Regions from separate parts of the Homo sapiens genome. Here region 2 is linked to region 1. A link is an interaction called in ENCODE POLR2A ChIA-PET data of the cell type or tissue named here. Cell type or tissue: Panc1. All regions are shown on one strand. Region 1 overlaps PHKA1 (phosphorylase kinase regulatory subunit alpha 1). Region 2 overlaps RPS4X (ribosomal protein S4 X-linked).

Region 1 (5,000 bases):
CACTTACTTCATAGTATACAGCATATAGAGGATATCAGCTTGTTCCTGTAAGCTTGAGGTCTCCTTCAACTGTAAAACCAGTGCTTTAAAGTCCACCTCCCCAGACTGGTCTCTAGGAAGATGTATTTCTACACGAACAGAGGGAACCTTTAGTTTGAGAAATGATGACAAGAAATTAAGTTCACAAGTGCTCAACTTAAATAATGTCCTAGAATGAGTCATATTTTCACCTCTAAACCTTTTCCAAGGAATTCTTTAAATACTAATGAAAGGCAAAGCAAAAGTAATGAAACCTTCCAGATGTATAATACAGCAATCTAGTTTTCCCAAAGTCTGACCAGACAAACTTGCCCAATGTAAAAGTGAACTGAAAAGAACATGTATCTTCACCAGAATAGCATTTTGCGTACCACTAGTTAGTAACAAGAACCATAATGACTAGTCCTATTATTTCCCATAAAGATGGCAGTTTTTCAAAAAGCTAATAGAAATACCTCCTGCACAAATTTACCTGGTTCTCCTGTCGGGGATGAGGTGAATCAAGTAAGTTGAATGAAGGCCGGGAAGCCTGAAATAACTTCGTAGGAAGATACATGTGAACATCTGCAAAAATATGACATTTATGGGAAATATTAGGTAATTAGGAGACTAATAGAAATGCACAGTTGACTTCAACAATTAAGTCACATGTGAGTCAGTTCTTCATAGAACAAGAATGACAAATTTCTCCTTTCTTGGTAATATCAAAGAAAATAAATATGAATATAAGATAATTTAAATAATGTGCAATTAATAAGTATATTTTGAATTGAATTTCTAGAATTATAGCACTAGCTGGACATGTAAGATATTAAATTTACTAATGTGATTAATCCACGATGGTGCGTTCACTGATACTTTGATGGAATACGACATATAATAGAAAGAACTCAGTTGCATTTTCTATTTTCCGAACTTTTCTAGGTGAATATCTGGCTGCTAGTGGTTAAATTTCCCTAAGAATAAGTGAATGGATGATCCTATCTAGGGAATAAGAAAAATGTAGTTGCTGACCAACTTTGAGATATTCCTAAGATTTTTTACTTACAGTTCATTGTTGAAATACTTACCATCACTTCTAAGGAAAGATTTGTAATTTTCACCACTTTACAGATACAGAAAGAGAGATACAGAGCTCAAATAACTGTTCAAGCAAGTAAGTAGCAGAGCTGGGAATTAAGCCCAAGTTTTCTGGTTCACAATTGAGAAGTATAACAATAAATTTCATCTCTTCATATAAGCCCTTTCTCGAGGAAGCATACTCAGAGGGTATGCTGAGCTTTTCCCTATTATAAATGTTAAATGATTCCCAATGTTCATGTTTAATGTATTTGGTTAGTAATGGTCAATAAAGTTTTAGACAGCAAGAGCATGCATCTCAGTCATTCTCCTCATCTGTAAAATGTTAACATTCAGGTCTTCTAGGTGTGGCCAAGGAGCCCTTCTCTCCTTTCATATCCAGCTACTATAAAGACATTGAACACTCTTAGGAACTATGACTACTCCTGGCAATGTGTGGCAGAAGACACCCTCCACTGTGAATACAACTGAAGGAGGGTAGTGGCCATGGGGAGAAGAATGGCAAAGTTGTAAAGAATGAGTATTATATTTGACAAAACAGCTCTACATTGCTGGAACAACAAGAAAATTCCATAGAAGTAATTTTCCCAAAGGAAAAACCCTTTCTACCATTTCAAACTTTAATGTTATAGTTGAATATGCTCCATGTCTCTTGTTCTGCCTCTTCTTACCATGTTACCAGTTAAACCAGACTACATAGCACTACCTGCAGCATAACTATACACAATTCACTCATTTTACAAATATTTGAGTGTCTAATATGTTCTAGGTGCTGTCTGAGATGCGGGGGATAAAGCAGTGAAGAAAACTAAAGTTCCTGCTTACATTGTAATCAATGCCCGCCCCTATCCTGGGCTTCACGTCATCCTGTGCCTGACTCTGGTGAGTCACGGCATTACTCACTCTGTACATGCAGTTCCTTGGCCTTGGTCACCAAGGACATTAAGTCGCAGGTTGTTTGCACAGCAGCTTGGAACCGATCTAGCCCTCCCTTCTGTGAGGTAGGGGCTAGTTTAGGATGGGGAGCAGTGTGCGCCAAAAGGTGATCTAAATAACGAGCAACTTCATCACCACAGCGAGCTGCAAGGTTAGTGGGGGGAGGGGGAAGAGAAAAGAATGAAAATATTTTAGTTACTTTACAATCTACCCCAGCAAAGAGAATGATTGGCTCCTGTGCTCACAACACAGCACCAGAAGTAGGTTGTTTTTAGCTCATGGAGGAAAAGCTTGTGATCATGATATAACCTCATCACTTTAAGATCCAGTGACCATGGCCATTTACTAGGATCCACCTCCTCTTCAACTTGCTGAGACAAGGTCAGGGTTCTTGAAAGCAGTATGAGCTTGTTTTACATTGGAGCAAGCATTTAGCAATCTGTGTATTTGTGTGTGTGCATGTGATAGTAATGGTGGCAGGGATGGAGGAGGAACAGAACAGGGAGCTTCAGGTCACACTAATGTGAGGGGACTTTGGTGAGGAAGGGCCAGGAAAGGGCAAAAATCTTCTTAGTCACCTCGTTTGTTTACTCAGCAAATATTTGTTGGCTGCTATGTACCAGGCAGTGTACTAGGTGCTGACATTTCAGTGGTGAAGAGGATGGATATGGTCCCTATCTTCTTGGGCTCCCCTTCTCCCATATACCTTCTATAACATTATCTCTGAGTATGGGTAATGGAAAGAAAAACATACATATATCCTGTGGAAGCTTAATATTTCAGACTTTACATGAATATTCACAAGGTTTATAGTTAGAAAAACACACTATTCAGATCGATACCAAAGTCTGCTGTATCAGTCATGAGTCTTCTGGTTTTTGATGATATTTACTGATCTCTCCAGATGTCTTTCTGTGCTCTGATGTGACTAATGCGAACTAGTAGAGCTGTAAGAATGGAGCTCATATTCAGTGACATCCTAATGACAAAGATTGTAACCTTGAATACAATCTAGAGACTTGAGTGGAGGATTATGAAGAATATGGAGAGAAGCTCTTTACCCACAGAAGGGCTGGCAAGCAATAAATACATTCATTTTGAGAACACTGATGAGTAAACCCGGAACTAGGAAAGTGACTCAGAATGCCATAATGTCAAATTCAGTAACACGTATCATTAGAAATATATATTTTAGTAATCCAATGGAATGAGTACTACAGATAAAAATCACAACTACCCATAGAAGAGCAAACAATCTCAATATATGATCTTCTCATTTAATTTTCAAAGTATTTTATGCCAAGACATCATGACTTTTGTTATTACTGATAACAGTAAATAGCCTTGTATTTAATGTACTTTTCCAACAAAGAAATTCAACTGTTTTAGATCTTACAAAAACAAACACAGAATGAATGAAGTGGTGCTTAGTGAGTAAATGTCGGGCCCAAAAAAGAAAATAGTCCTTCTGACTGCTAATGTGTTGTCCTATTGTATGAGATTGTGCTGGCTGACCTCACTGAGGGCAGCAAATTTATTTTTTTCTTTTCTCCAACATACCACTCTTAAGATAAAGAAATTGGCTGCCTTAAGATACAGGCTAACAGTCAAATACCCAGACAATGAAAGCAGGCAAATCATATTTTAGAGGGCTAGACAAATAATTCTTTCTTATTGGCCCTTCTCTGTATGAAATTCAAGCAACATAATGCCTGCTCTGCCTAAGTCAGTATTTTAACACTGTAGGGTAGTGTTGCTCAGTCACTTTCAATGCATGCCCCTGCAATGCTTTCTCACTATATCACCTTTGTATTGCTAGAAGCCAATTAGAGTTTGACTTAGTTGTATTTGCCTAGTTTGTACTATGAAAATAACAGACATACTGAATAGGCTTTTTCAAACTACACAGACCTCCCCAGAGATTCCGATATGCTCCTCTAATATTATATGAAAAGGACTCTAATTAAATTTCATATTTTTATGCTTTTTAATGTCAAAAAGCAGTACTGTATATGTATTATTTTCCTACTTCATACTTGATTAATCATCTCTCACTCACCACTGCTTCTTCCCATGTCAAAATCACCAGCCACTTCAAATGCCTGGGAGAGGAATCTTCCCCAATCTTAGTAAGGGACTGTCCAACTCCATACTCCACAATTACCGCAGGAATATTAGACCAGAAACCAAAGGTAAGTAGAGGGAGGAAAAGTAAAGCCAAACAAAAGTAGAGATCTAGAGTGAGGATAGAACACTGTGAGACTGCTGGCAGCATAAATTATTAAGGATGGTGCTAAACAATATTTTGTAGTTTTGTCCAGCCAGGCCAGTGCTTTATGAAGCCTCCTTACCATGACTGGTTGAATCATAATCATTCATCCAGTTGCCAGATTCCAGGTAATCATAGTTGTCATCATAATCTTCACTGTACAGCTTACCCTCAGGTCCAGGGTCCATGAAGCTCAAGTGTGTGCAACAAGATGTTGTCAAAAACTCTGACAATTTACCTGTTTGAACCCTAAAAATTAGAGGAGGATAGAAAACAGAAAATCAGGGGTGATCCTTTTTAAACAACACAATCTTAGTGATAAAAGGACACCTAACATGTTTTGTTGGGGGATTACTAATGTGCATACATTAATATAAATTTTATAAAAATAAAATTTTACAGCACTCCTAGGCATGGTGTACATCTTAAATGGTTAGGGGACTGTATTAATAAAGGTTACAATTATGGATTAACAATCCACCAGCAGACCAGTTTTGCTCTCTTCTACTGCCATATATTACGTTGCTAACTATGCCAAACATCTGGTAAAAATTTGCATTGGCTACTGGAGAAGCCTGGAGAGAATGAAGATAAATCATCACAAACCCATCACTTCATTAAAAAAATACCCAAAGGTCATTTGAACATAAAGGATGGTACTTGACAATTCTGTAAA
Region 2 (5,000 bases), 350 kb before region 1:
CCTCAACTCCCATCTTGGCCTCCCAAAGAGCTGGGATTACAGGCATGAACCATTGCACCCAGACTTGAAGCAAATTTCAGATTGCTTGTCATTTCTTCTGCAAATCCTTCAGTATGTATCCTCAAAGATAAGGACTCTGTAAAAAGCTGTATGATTGTGCAAAATTGAGCAATTATTTCTAAGTATCACTAAATATGGATTCTGGACATATTTTGAAGGTAGAGTCACCAGGATTTTCTGATAAAAGGAACAGGAATCAAGGATGTGTCCAAAGCTTTTGGCTGGAGCTTGATGGGGACACTATAAACAGACTGACAGGCCAGAGGGAGGTATCACTCTTCTCTATCTGGTTTAGGGAAAAGAATACAGGATTTGGGTATCAAAAAATCAAAATGGCTTTGTAAACTATCAAGTACTATATATGTCCTAGCTATTTGTTATTCTTCTTATTCAAAGCTGTGCTGCATTGTGCTGCTCTGACTCAGATGTGAGGCCTAGCCTGCTGGAGGCACAGGGATGTAAACTAAACCCGGTGAATTTCTGCTAGCTTCAGTCTGTTTCATCTCAGGACTTCTGTTTGGCTCCCTGCTGAGATGATCTCAAAGGTTTCCTTCAGCTCTAAGAATATGAAGCAAATTGGAAGGCTTAAAAAGCCTTACAAAGACACAAGCTATTTTATTTGGAAATTTGCAGCTCATTTAGATGATTCAGGGCCCTTGCGCTAAGTCCACTTGCCTGGTATTAGAATGGAAATCTTCCCCACTATGGGAAGTTGCTAGTAAAAAAAAAATTCCCGGCCGAGTGCCGTGCTCATGCCTGTAATCCCAGCACTTTGGAAGGCCAAGGTGGGCAGATCACCTGAGGCTGGGTATTCAAGACCAGCTGGACCAACATGGAGAAACCCCATCTCTACTAAAAACACAAAATTAGCCAGGCGTGGTGGCACATGCCTGTAATCCCAGCTACTCAGGAGGCTGAGACAGGAGAAACGCTTAAACCTGGGAGGCGGAGGCTACCCTGGGCCGAGATCACGCCATTGCACTCCAGCCTGGGCAACAAGAGCGAAACTCTGTCTCAAAATAAACAAAACAAAAAAATCCCTGTGCTAGTTTAACAAATACATTAAAAAATCACAAGTTTAAAATGTTGAAAAGAAATCTCCCAGGCTAGGCTCAGTGGTTCTTGCTTGTAATCCCAGCACTTTGAGAGGACCACTTGAGCCCAGGAGTTTGAGACCAGCCTGGGCAATATAGCAAGACCCCAATCTCTACAAAAAAACAAAAAATTAGCCAGGCATGGTGGTGTGCTCCTGTAGTCCCATCTACTCAGGGAGCTGAGGTGGGAGGATCACTTGAGCCTGGGACGTCAAGGCTGCAGTGAGTCATATCCTGCCACTGCACTCCAGCCTGGGTGACAAAGTGAGATCCTGTCTCCAAAAAATAAAATAAAATAAAATAAACAAAACCCCACATCTCCCTGTGATACGAGACCACAGCTGAACACACCAATTCTCCAGTTGTGCTGACTGGCTCACCAATTAACATCTAGGAAACCATCATATATGTGAAAGGAACTCTGAGGCTTCTCATTTTCCTCCATATTTGCTTTGGTCCCTTAGCTAAAATTCACATTTCTATCATCTGCTGAGCAGAGATTTTAGTACCTAGAAAGGTGCAAAGTGTAGCCAAGGATGTGTTGAGTAGTGTAGCACCAAGAGCCTACCAGCATTCAGGACCCTGCATCCAGGTGACTGGCTGGAGTCCTGCCCTCTGGCCTTTCATAGTCTCGCCTGTCTGTTTTAAGACAGGGTTTCACTCTCACCCAGGCTGGAGTACAGTAGCACAATAATGGCTCACTGCAACCTCCATTCCCCAGGCTCCAGTGATCTTCCCACCTCAGCCTCCCAAATAGCTGGGACCAAAGATGCATGACACCATGCCCGGCTAATTTTTGGTAGACAAGGTTTTGCCATGTTATGCAGGCTAGTTTCAAACTCCTGGGCTCAGTCGATCCACCTGCTTTGGCCTCTCTCAGTGCTGGGATTATAGGTGTGAGTCACCACGCCCGGCTCACCTGCCTGTTTCTGAAGGGCACCATAAGGTTACTTCTGACCTGGCCTCAACAGAACAAGGATGAGCTCCATTCTCTTGACAAGAGAACCATTCTTAAAGCAAGATACCTGGCAAGCCCACTTACACACCTTTCCCATCCCTGATTCAGGGGGGCCCAGTCCCTGCAGAAATTCCTTTTCTGGCCCAGGTACAGTGGCTCACACGTGTAATCCCAGCACTTTGGGAGGCCAAGGTGGGAGGACCACTTGAGCCCAGGAATTCAAGACTGGCGTGGGCAATGTAGCAAGACCTTCTCTACAGAAACAAATTAATTAAATTAATTTGGCATCACAGTGCGTGCCCATAGTCCCAGTTACTCAGGAGGCTGCGGCTGGAGGATCGCTTGAGCCCAGGAGTTTGAAGCTGCAATGAGCTATGACTGAACCATTGCACTCCAGCCTGGGTGACAGAGCAAGACGCTGTCTTTAAAAAAAAAAAAAAAAAAAAAAAAAAAAAAAAAGTGAATGGGACCCCAGCCAGTCATGCTTTGGCGTCTGCAATATGAATGGCAGAGAAGCCCTATGGGACCAAATCTGGGCTTCAGGGACCCCTGGGCATGCCTCCTTTAGCTGATTTTCTCTGGCAAGACCAAGTAGTCTGCTGACTCAAAGTCCAGGATGCTGCCAGGGGTAGAGATACTGCCCTAAGCCACAGTGCCTCTACAGGCCTCTTATCCACTGCTAAACCATACACCTGGGAAACAGGGACCATTTAACATTCCCAGCTAAATATGCCAAGTGACTTCACATGTTTATCTTAAAGATGTCCAAAACGCAACTGATTTTCTCCCCTAAACCTGTGATGGTGGGATGATTAAGCCTGAGTGGTCTACAGCAAGTTAAGTGCAAGGTGCTAAATGAAGGTGACCTGAGATACAGCATCTACAAGGCAGTACCTCTCAACACAGGGCAACTTTGCTTCTCAGAGGGCATTTAGCAGTGTCTGAAGTAATTTTTGTATTACAACTCAGGGGGTGGGGGGTGAATATCTAGTGGATAGAGGCTAGGAATGTTGTTAAACATTCCACAATAAACAGGACAGCTGCCCACAAATTATGTAGCCCCAAATGTTAACAGTATCAAAGTTGAAAAGCCCTGCTATAGGTGGCAAGGGAGGTTTTCGTTTTTAACAGGAAGACATGCTTTATAGGGTAACAGGAACAAGAGAGTTGGTTGAGAGAAGGTTGAAATCACAAGGTAGGATAATTGACACTGAGACTGGAGGGACTGGATTGAGGAACAGGTGTGTAACAGCAGGCCCCATGAAGCAGGGGCACATCTTCCTGAGACTGGTAAGCAAGCCTGACATGACCCGACACATTTGGACAAGCAAGAACAAGTTTATGTTCTACATCTCTGTCCTCTGAAAAACAGAGTTGAGGACTGCAGCGGCAGCTGGAGAATAAGGGCACTAAGTCCAAGGAACTGCAATGCTTTGCAACATCAACAGCCCATTTATGACCACCTTTAATGGCAACTGGAGATTTTCATCCTGCGTTTGGCAAGATGGGCACAGGAGTGGGAAAAACAGATGAGCCAGGCTTGTGGATGGGCTAGTGCAATACAGACTGGAGAAGAAAATGAGGGCAGATTTTTAGAAAGCCAAGGGAACTTAACAGGGCAGAGGGGTCCACTGTGTAGAGAAGTTCTTGGCCAAGTCAAGGCGGGGGAGATAAATACTCCGGGATTTCTTGGCTCTTTCTACTCCTTGGTTAGTTGCTGTTCCTTTCCCAAGTCTGGTATCTTCTACTTCCCACCACTAACTAAGCCCAGCCAATAACAGACTGCCTAAGCCTGCCTGAGAACTTAATCACTGTTCATGTTATACAGTAAAATAGCAGGAAACTGAATTAAAAAAAAAAACAACCCACAAAACCAAAATGCTATTAATCCTGCCACAATATTTTTAATTACGTACAAAGATCTGACATGTCACCCAGGGACCCATTTCACCCACTGCTCTGTTTGGCCGCCAGTCTTTTGTCTCTCTCTTCAGCAATGGTGAGGCGGATACCCTTTCCTCGGGGAAGAGAAATCCATGGTTTGTTGCCCTGGAAGAGAAAACAAGCAGAATCAAAACCCACCACACACCAACTCATAGTGGCTTGGCACATGCTACATTTGTCACCTCACTTAACAGAACTGAAGCCTGTTTGTGAGAGTGCTTGGCATCAGCTAGGCAGTTGCAAGACACAGATGCTGGTTACCAAAAGCACCCACTGCTTGGGTTTCTGGGGCTGTCCTATGAAACTCACCGTATGCCCTTCAGAATTAATGTCTTAGAAGTTTATTGTGCATAGCAGGCACCTACCATTTATTCAAGTGAGTCAAAGTTTAGTAGTACCTAAGGCTAATCATTATGACTCAGCCCAGCTCTGCGTGAGTCCTATCCAGAAGAGGCTTTGCACTAGGTTCAGCAGAGCCAGCCAGGAGCCTGGATGCTACAATCCCAGCAGCCACCTGCATTTACATATTTCCTCAGACTAGAGAGAAGGAAAACCCAGACTTACCTTGCCAATAACAAAAATGTTGGAAAGTCGAGTGGCAAAGCTGTTGCCATTGGCATCTTTCACGTGAACCACGTCAAAAGATCCAGGGTGCCTCTCTCTGTTGGTGATCACACCAATTCTTCCTAGGTTAGCACCTCCAGTCACCATACACAGGTTACCTAGGCAGGAAGAAATAATCTGCTTCAACTCAATATAACAAATGACAAGCAGCTCAGAGATGGGTCCAAACAAATTTTATTCCTCCTTTCCCCCCATTTGAATTTCCTCATATGGAACTGCTGCCTATGCTAGGACTCCCGGGACTCTCGTAAGAAATTTTGTGGCCAGGCTTGGTGGCTCACACCTATAATCAGTTCGAGAACAGTCTGGGCAACACAGTA

Evidence for each region. Peaks named below come from ENCODE experiments on the same cell type or tissue, not always from the same donor. Only the 100,000 strongest peaks of a DNase experiment are listed, where the experiment ranks them.
Region 2: POLR2A ChIA-PET joins it to region 1 with 20 read pairs; 3 of 35 experiments call an interaction of 5 or more read pairs at or near these places.

Annotation. Positions count from the first base shown.
Region 1 is chrX:72,618,703-72,623,702 of GRCh38, forward strand. It overlaps PHKA1 (phosphorylase kinase regulatory subunit alpha 1), which reads right to left. Exons shown (of 32, transcript NM_002637.4): 18 at 4,407-4,573; 19 at 2,023-2,199; 20 at 512-603; 21 at 8-147. Among named protein-coding and RNA genes, the nearest start is that of HDAC8, 48 kb to the left of the region's middle. In Panc1, no CTCF peak of the experiment used is centred here; DNase peaks (open chromatin) are centred at 2,029, 2,519 and 3,029; H3K4me3 peaks cover 816 bases; H3K27ac peaks cover 3,704 bases.
Region 2 is chrX:72,268,612-72,273,611 of GRCh38, forward strand. RPS4X (ribosomal protein S4 X-linked) reads right to left here. Exons shown (of 7, transcript NM_001007.5): 6 at 4,621-4,778; 7 at 3,431-4,161. The coding sequence ends at 4,060. Among named protein-coding and RNA genes, the nearest start is that of RPS4X, 6.1 kb to the right of the region's middle. In Panc1, no CTCF peak of the experiment used is centred here; no DNase peak of the experiment used is centred here.